Linked DNA regions of Homo sapiens: region 1 is linked to region 2. The links are chromatin loops, found by intact Hi-C in ENCODE. Cell type or tissue: body of pancreas. All regions are shown on one strand. Each heading gives the region's core, and the rest is flanking DNA. Links, peaks and the distances in the headings are about the cores only.

Region 1 (4,380 bases), core at 62-4,061, 57 kb before region 2:
CAGGTGGGGCCCACTCAGGCCAGGAAGAGCACCGGGCCACTCGCAGCCGTGCAGCGGGGCTCCAGCCCCAGTCACACCACTGATTGGCCTGGGCTTGCCGTTTCACTGCTCTGAACCATAGGTTCCCCACTCAGAAACTGGGAGGGCGTGGGGCTGCATGGTGGGCCTTTTCTGCCCCCACACTTCTGTTGCCATCCTGTTCTCGGGCTCCCCTCTGTGCCTAGGGTTTCCTGGGAATCCTGGCCCAGACTCACTGATAACCACAAATGCCCACCCAATCCAGAGGCCACAATTCCTCCACCCCTACTTGGACGTCCCTTACCAGCCAGAACTGGCCTTCATCTGGCCCCACCAGCCTTTGGCACCTCTGAGGACTCACAGGCCCGTTTCAAGGAGCTCAGTGCTGGACTGCCTCTGACCCCTGTCCCTCTCCACAGGTGCCCAGGCTCTGGCTGGCCCCCTTCACAGCGGGTTCCCTTCCCCGACAGGCCTCTGAGGGGCAGGCACCCGCTTTAAACAGGCTGCCTGGCTTCCAGTCCTGTTCTGCCTGCCTCGAGCAGGTCAGTTAGCCTCTGTGAGCCTCAGTTTCCTCTTCTGTGAAATGGGTACAGTGGTGTTGATCTCACTGGCAAGGCTTGCATGGGAAGTCCTAACGTAGTGTTCCTTCAGACCCCACTGCCTCCAGCCCTCCCCAGGGTCCCCTTTTCTGAAGTCCTATGTCTTGGAGCCAGGCGTGGAGAAGGGGCTGGGACCAGCCTCGCCAGCACACTTGCTAGCTGTGCAGCCCCGGCGGGTCATACCGGGCCTCTGGGACTCAGTTTCCTTGTCTGTAAAAATGGGGGGGAGCGTAAGAAGCTGCGACGGGGTGAAGTGAGCAGAGACGAGGTCTGATTTGGATTTTGTGAAGGTTTCTGCAACCATGGCAGGGATGCAGAGAGAGCAGGGTTGGGATGGGATGCATTTTGGAAATGGTGAAGGACTTGCTGATGGAAACCTTTCCAATCAGACTTGCTAAGAATTCTTTCGTGCTTCTCTTAGGACCCTGGTTGGGTGGGCTGACCTTGGAGTGGTGCTTCCTGCTAGGTGGTGGGGGCAGGCTCTGGGAGGGGTGTCGGCTGGAAGGGACCTTGTTATAGTGTACATGGAGCACCTGAGGCCTAGGAGGGCTCAGAAATCACTACAAACCCGTTGTCAAGCCAGGCTCCGGTCCACTCTGCTGCCCTTTCTTTTTGTTTTTTTTTTTTTTTTTCGTGAGACTGGTTCTCACTCTGCCTGGGCAGGAGTGCAGTAGCGCCATCTCTGCTCACTGCAACCTCTGCCTCCTGGGCTCAGGCGATCCTCCCATTTCAGCCCAAGTAGCTGGGAATACAGCCACACGTCACCATGCCTGGCTAATTTTTTTTGTTTTTTGTTTTTTTTTTTTGAGATAGAGTTTCACTCTTGTTGCCCAGGTTGGAGTACAATGGCACGATCTCAGCTCACTGCAACCCCTGCCTCCCAGGTTCAAGCAATTCTCCTGCCTCAGCCTCCCAAGTAGCTGGGATTACAGGCGTGTGCCACCACACCCAGCTAATTTTTTGTATTTGTAGTAGAGACAGTGTTTCACCATGTTGGCCAGGCTGGTTTCGAACTCTTGACCTCAGGTGTTCCACCTGCCTCAGCCTCCCAAAGCCCTGGGATTGCAGGCATGAGCCACCACGCCCAGCCCTAATTTTTAAATTTGTGTGTGTGTGTGTGTGTGTTTGTATGTGTGTGGAGACGGGAGTCTCGCCATGTTGCCCAGGCTGGTCTCAAACTCCTGGGCTCCAGCGATTCTGCCGCCTCACCCTCCCAAAGTGCTGGGACTGTAAGCATACGCTCCTGTGCCCAGCCTCCACTGCCCTTTCTTTCCGTGCCTCCAGCTGGCTCCTCTGACTGTCCTGCAGCAGGAAGCTACTGCAGGTGCCAAGCTCTTGGGGTTCTGGTGTTTAGCCCAGCCAGCCAAGCATGGTTCTGTCCCTAGCTAGTCCCTGGCCCTCCCTGGCCATTCGCTTAGAGATGCCATTTCCTCCTAGTAAACCCTGGGGAGGGTGAGGCCGGCTTGAAGCTCAGCTTGGCAGCCATGGGCTCCAGGAGCCAGTATTTTCCCTCGGGAACACCTGACAGTCCCGGACGCCTGGCTCTACATGGAACTGGGAGAGTGGCCTGTCATTGTCACCAGCCCCTGCAATGTCCCCCTCTACTCCTTGGTGCTGGCTTGGGCCCACCCCATTTCAGTCCTGCTGAGCTTTGCCTTGGTTCTTTATTCATTCAGCAAACATCTCCTGGGCATTTGCCCCAATGGAAAGTACTGTTCTGGGCGCTGTGGGCTTTTGGCCATGAGCAGGAAGTTGACTCCGGAGGCTGCAGGGACCTGCTTAGGCATCCTCATTACCGCCTGGGTCCCAGAGCGAGCCAGGAGCCTCTGAGGCAGCGGGGGCTTCTCAACCACACACCTGGCTCTCCTCCTCCAAGACTTTCTGCGTGCACCAGCATCTTCCATTTTGTGTTTCCTGTCTGTTTACCATGTGTAATTTTGTCAGCATGTCACGTCCCTTTCATAATGAAGCAAGGGACAAAGAAACAAGGGCCAGTGGAGCCCAGTACAGGGTGGCCAGAGGTGTCGGCTCTATGTAGGTCTGCTGCTCTGGTGTGTCCCTGCGTGAGGGTCAGGCTGGGGAGGTGGCGGCAAGAATCAGCCAGGCAGGAAAGACTAACAGGCTGCCCAGAGGCCGGGAGCCGGTGCATGGGTGGTAGTGGTTGGGGGCATTGCTGAGTGCAGAGGCTCCGGGGGAAAAGCCAGGGGTTAAGGGATGCCAGGCAGGCATCTGACCTGGGACTGAATCCTCTGGCAGCAACCTAGAAGCAGCTCAGCAAGGTGAGGGAGATTTGAGGCATCAGAGGCAAATTATGTCCTCTTAGAGCCCCTGCGGATCTGCCAAGACTGAGGGCTTCTCTGTCTCTTTTCTGCATCCTGTGCTTGGCTGAAGATGAGAACCTTGCTTTCCCACTGAGAGGCAGTGGGCCACAGCACTGCGGGAGCCACGACATCTGCAGACGCATTTGATTTCCCCATTAATAGCAAAGCTCCCACTCCAAGGATCTTCCAGCAGACAAAGGGCATTTTAACCTTCCTCTCAGTCCCAGTTGCTTGGAGTGGCTCATGTGGCCTCTCTGAAGGAGGGAGGAGGCTTCAGACAGCCCCATGCATGTTCAGAGGCAACAGAAATTTGCAGGAAGGGCCAGGCGCAGCGGCTCACACCTGTAATCCCAGCACTTTGGGAGGCTGAGGCAGGTGGATCATCTGAGGTCAGGAGTTTGAGACCAGCCTGGCCAACATGGTGAAACCCCCTCTCTACTAAAAATACAAAAAACAGCCAGGTGTGGTGGCACGTGCCTGTAATCCCAGCTACTCGGGAGGCTGAGGCAGGGGAACCTCTTGAACCCAGGAAGCGGGAGTTGCAGTGAGCCAAGATCATCCCATTGCATTCTGGCTTGGGCGACAGAGCGAGACTCCGTCTAAAAAAAAAAAAAAGTGAGAGAGAGAGAGCAGGAAGGAAGGAAGGAAGGCTCCCATGCAGAAGGCTCCGGCCTTGGCTGAGCATCCAGTTTGCTGGGTACCTGGGCCAGGCCCTTCTCTCTTGGGCAATGAGACTCCCAATGACAGCTGCCTCGCAGGGCTGCTCTGAGAGTCAGAAGACCTGTTCCTGAGTTTTAGGGATGCTCAGTTGAGCAGGACCTGGCCCTGTTCTCTGGAGCTCATGGTCTGGGGGACACCCCCTCACCTGCCTCTGGACTCTCTGGCGTCCATCCAGCCACTTCAGTGCGACGTGTGACTGCTGCTTGTGCCCTTCCCCAGGAGTGGCTGTGTTCCGCTCATCATGGAGGCCTGGTGCCCGGCACAGTGCGCAGCACTTCAAGGCCTCAGAGCATGTTTCCTTAAAGCCACATCATCTGTGAAAGGAGCGGAGCATTCAAGCCTGCTGGCTCTTCCCAGGCAGAGGGAGACCTGGAGGAGAAGCCCAGGGACCCACGCATCCCCCTCCTTCTATGGGAGCCACTCTGCCTGCCCCACCCAGATGCCATATTCAGAGGATGGGAGGCAGAAAAACAGGTGGCTTCCGCCCCAGAGGGCGAGCATTTGCTTCTGTGTGATCGGAGGGCAGCACAGGGGCTGGCTGGGCCCTGGGATGATCGTGACAGGCTTTAGTGGTCTGGGTGGATGGGCCGTGGTCAGAGCCGATGTGACCAAATTGGCTTTCAGGGGAGCCCAGGCCACCTTCTGAGTGGAACCCAAGCACCAGCATAGGTCCTGGAGGGGCCAAAGGAAAAGGGAGGTTCAGACTCACTCAGGTGTGAATG
Region 2 (4,380 bases), core at 260-4,259:
GTCCATCCATCTATCCGTCCATCCGTCCATCCATCCATCCAACAATATTGAGTTAGTCCTTCTATGACACAGGCAGGGGACTCACTCAGCTATGAGCATGGTTTTCATGCCCTGCCCTCAGGGGCACGCCACCCCTTGGGACAAGCCACTGCAGGATGGGGACAGGGCGGGATGTTTTCCTCTCATCGCTGCCATGATCGATCTGCGTCCTCAGGCTCTGCAGAATCATTCTCGCTGGTGAGGTGAGTTTTGAAGTCAGATCTGGGTGTGAGCAGGTGTCAGGAGGTGAGGCAGTGGGGTGGGTGAGGAGCCTTCCCGCCCAAGGGAACAGCATGTGCCACGGCTGTGGTGGGCCGACCCAGGAGAGGGTCCAGGGCTCCCGAGTGTCCCTTGCAACAGGCAGGCCTGGTGAGGGACTCAGGTTCCAAGAAACAAATGAAGTATGGGAGGAAAGTGACAGGTTCCCCTTGGCTGCAGGGTGGAAACAGGGTCTCCTACTGTGAGGAGGCCCCCAGGGTGGGGAGGCCCCTACAGAGTTGTTCTGGGCAGTGGTGATGGTGCTAGGCCCTGGACAGAGGCGTGAGGTGGGAAGAGGGAACATGAGAGATGTGTAAGGGGGAGAATGTCCAGGATTTGGGGATGAATGGGGAACAAAAGGGTAGCCCCCATGGTGGGCGGGTCCAGGGGAGCTGGAGAGATCCTGAGTCCCTCTGCAACAGGCAGGTGGCTGCCGGGTGTCGTGAGAGGGCTGGGCTGGAACCAGTACCTGTTCATCAGGGGGCGAGATTCACGCTTCTCAACCTGGAGCACACAGTCCTGCCACCTGGCCAATTTTATGGTTTCATTTCTATTATAATTTTAACATCTTTACTGAGATATAATTCACAAGCCATACATACAATTCACCCATACATACAATTCACAAGCCATACACACAATTCTGTGAGTTTTTGTTTATCCAAAGAGTTGTGCAAGCATCACCACAATCATGAAAACATTTTCGTCACTCCCCAGAGAGACCCCTGTACCCCTGAGCTGTCACCCCCGACTCCTCTCCAGCATTAATCGCCACCAAGCCGCTCTCTGTCTCTATGGATTTGCCTCTCCCGGACACTTCCTATAAATGGAATCACGGTATTTGTCCATTGGTGTCCGGCTTCTCTCACTCGGCACTGTGTCTTTGAGGTTCAGCTGCGTAGTGCCATGCCTCAGCACTCGTCATTTTTACTGCTGAACAGTGTTCCACTGTGTGGATGGAGATGCTGTGTTTATCCATCAGGCAATGGACACTTGGGTTGCTCTCACCTTCGGGCTGTTGTGAAGAATGCTGCTGTAAACACTTGTGGACAGTTTTTGTGTAGACACGCTTTCATTGCTTTTGGGCAAATACCTAGGTGTGGAATTGTTAGGTCATATGGTAACTCACACATTGGACCCACTGAGGAACTTCTAGCCTGTTTTTCACAGCACGTGCATCTTCTTACATGCCCACCTTGATGATAATTTTTTATTTTTATTTTTATTTATTTATATTTGAGACGGAGTTTTGCTCTTGTTGCCCAGGCTGGAGTGCAGTGGCGCAATCTCAGCTCACTGCAACCTCCACCTCCCAGCTTCAAGTGATTCTCTTGCCTCAAGCTCCTGAGTAGCTGGGATTACAGGTGTCTGCCACCACGCCCGGCTAATATTTTGTATTTTTAGTAGAGATAGGATGTCACCATGTTGGCCAGGCTGCTCTCGAACTCCTGACCTCAGGTGATCTGATCGCCTCGGCCTCCCAAAGTGCTGGGATTATAGGCGTGAGCCACCGCGCCCAGCCCCGATCATTTTTTTTAATTGTCAGTGTACTCTGGACCCCCTGGATGGCCACCTCTCATGCAGTCCTGCCATTTGGGATTGGCTGGATTGTTTCCTTGGGGAGAAATGGTGCATTTCCGTAGGTGGGGGGCCACTTATGATGCAGCAGTTCCACCCTGGGTCTCCCCACAGACACAAGTGCCTGGGAGCACCAACTAACACCCATCCCCACTGCATCCTGTCTCCTGAAACCCCCAGCATTCGCCAGCGGGACAGTGGACACACACGTCGTGGCTTAGTCACGCAATGGTCTCCCCTGCAGCAAGGAAAGGAATGAGTGGCCGGTACCTGTGGAAGGATGTCGTGGACCTACGATGCATTGAAACCAGACACAAAAGGCAAAACGGATCTACGGTGGTAGAAGCCAGTGTAGTCGGCAGAGGCTTAGCCAGGTGAGGGCGCGAGGGAGCTTTTCAGAACTGGAGGTGTCCTGTGCTTGGATGTGGTGCTGCCACAGGTGTGCACAGAGGGGAACCTTCAAGCTGTAAACTTTCCATCTGTGCACCCTACTATAGCCAAGTCATATCAAGTTGGACCATATAAAGTTGCCAATACTGCATGTGACCATTTCTAACTTAGAAAAGCAGTATTATTCAGCCGGGCATGGTGGTTCATGCCTGTAATCCCAGCACTTTGGGAGGCCGAGGAGGGCAGACCACGAGGTCAAGAGATCGAGACCATCCTGGTCAACATGTGAAACCCCATCTCTACTAAAAATACAAAAAACTAGCTGGGTGCGGTGGCAGGCGCCTGTAGTCCCAGCTACTCAGGAGGCTGAGGCAGGAGAATCGCTTGAACCCGGGAGGCAGAGGTTGCAGTGAGCCGAGGTCATGCCACTGCACTCCAGCCTGGCGACAGAGCGAGACTCCATCTCAACAAAAAAAAAAAAAAAAAAAAGAAAAAAAGAAAAGCAGTATTGTTCTGTGATTCAGACTAGTATCCTAAAAACTTAAGAGAAAATGGAGCAGTGTGAATAGTATGAACCAGAAAATGATCAGTGACAACCATCACACAGGAAATTTTGGAAGGGACACATGGCAGTGTGACCTGTTTTCGCTAGGGTGGTCAAGTGGGCCTCTCTGAGGAGGTGGCATTTGAGCCAAGACCCAACTTCAAGAAGAAGCAGGAGGGAGGAAGAGCCTCCGGGCATCGGGAGTGGCAATGCAAAGGTCCTGAGGTAAAATACAAAAATTAGCCAGGCATGGTGGCATGCACCAGCACTCCCGGCTACTCTGGAGGCTGAGGCAGGGGAATCGCTTGAACCCAGGAGGCGGAGGTTGTAGTGAGCCAAGATCACACCACTGCACTCCAGCCTGGGTGACAGAGCGAGACCAAGGAAAGGCATGGTGTGGCACTGGGCCAGACGGACACTGCACACACTGACCCTGCGGCCCCTCATGTGTAAAATGGCCATCATAGTCATGACTGCCTTGTGTATAAAGCAGGTGCTCAGGCAGTGCCTCCCTTATCACCCATGGAGCTCCTCAAGGTTTTCTCTTTGCTTTCTAGAATCCAGAATCTGTCTCAGGGCTTGAGGGGCATGAGAGGCGTCCGGTCTGACCATATCCAGTGCCTCCGTCCTGCTCCTGCTTGCACAGGTGCTCACTCCCTCCGCCAGCACCTCTGCACACACGGCCTTTGAGGACATATTGCTGATGGATGGGCTGAGCCGGGCAGCAAAGCTCCGTGCATCCTGACCCTTGGTTCCTGGGGCAGAGCCGGGAGCCTTGGGCTGAACTGGCTTCTGCTGGAAGGGTCTGCTCTGTCGGGTACAGAGCTCATCACTGATGAGGAATCTACCAGAGTTAAAATCTCAGCTTGATGAGGGGAGCCTGTCAGAGGGAACGCAAAGCCAGCTCTATTTGCCCCTTTCCTCCTCTTCAGGAGGTGGCGTACCAGGGCCACACAGGATAGAAGCGTGCCTCAGGGCCTCCTCTGTCCAAGGCGCTGGTAGAGATGGGCTCTGGCCGCACGGGCCAGCACGGCAATGCCCAGGCCCGAGGGTGCTCTGGGTTCCTGTCACCTGAAGTAGCCACTTCTGGCCTTTGTGTGGACTCTGTCTCAGGACACCACAACAGGCAAAGCTCTGATGGGGTGCCCAGCATTCTCCTCTGGCCCAGCTCTCAAGAACCTTCTAATTGCTCTTTGCCCTCAAATGAGGCTGTGTGGCTGGCATTTCCTGCCTGGGGCTGGTGGGGGGGGGGTGGGTCCACCTGCCCACCCCCAGATCACCCCCGACATTGTCAAATATTTTAAACAGTTCCCCTCCCCTCTAAGCAGCAAAATTGCTGCACTGCAGGTAAATACTATTTACAGACAGGCTCATAGCCTCATATACGCTGTTTGTTGTCTCATGCCCCAAACACACAGAAAACAGAATTATTTATTGCATACAGCATGGGACTGTGATCAACCTGGACATCAAATGCCGCGATGGCTGACAGGGCCCAGGCGGCGGGAGTGCTGGGAAGCCCAGTACACGTGCTCCCTCTCTGTGGGACTCCGGGATCCACGGGGCGGATG

Evidence for each region. Peaks named below come from ENCODE experiments on the same cell type or tissue, not always from the same donor. Only the 100,000 strongest peaks of a DNase experiment are listed, where the experiment ranks them.
Region 1: it touches region 2 in a loop (2.3-fold over the local background); 65 of 110 quality-filtered maps call a loop at or near these places.

Annotation. Positions count from the first base shown.
Region 1 is chr17:17,555,552-17,559,931 of GRCh38, reverse strand. The region is part of intron 2 of PEMT (phosphatidylethanolamine N-methyltransferase); the gene reads left to right. Among named protein-coding and RNA genes, the nearest start is that of PEMT, 34 kb to the left of the region's middle. In body of pancreas, for the core only: no CTCF peak of the experiment used is centred there; a DNase peak (open chromatin) is centred at 1,901; H3K27ac peaks cover 912 bases.
Region 2 is chr17:17,499,062-17,503,441 of GRCh38, reverse strand. No RefSeq gene overlaps it. Among named protein-coding and RNA genes, the nearest start is that of RASD1, 4.9 kb to the right of the region's middle. RefSeq lists an enhancer at 1-70. In body of pancreas, for the core only: a CTCF peak has its summit at 2,278 (motif pointing right); a DNase peak (open chromatin) is centred at 2,251.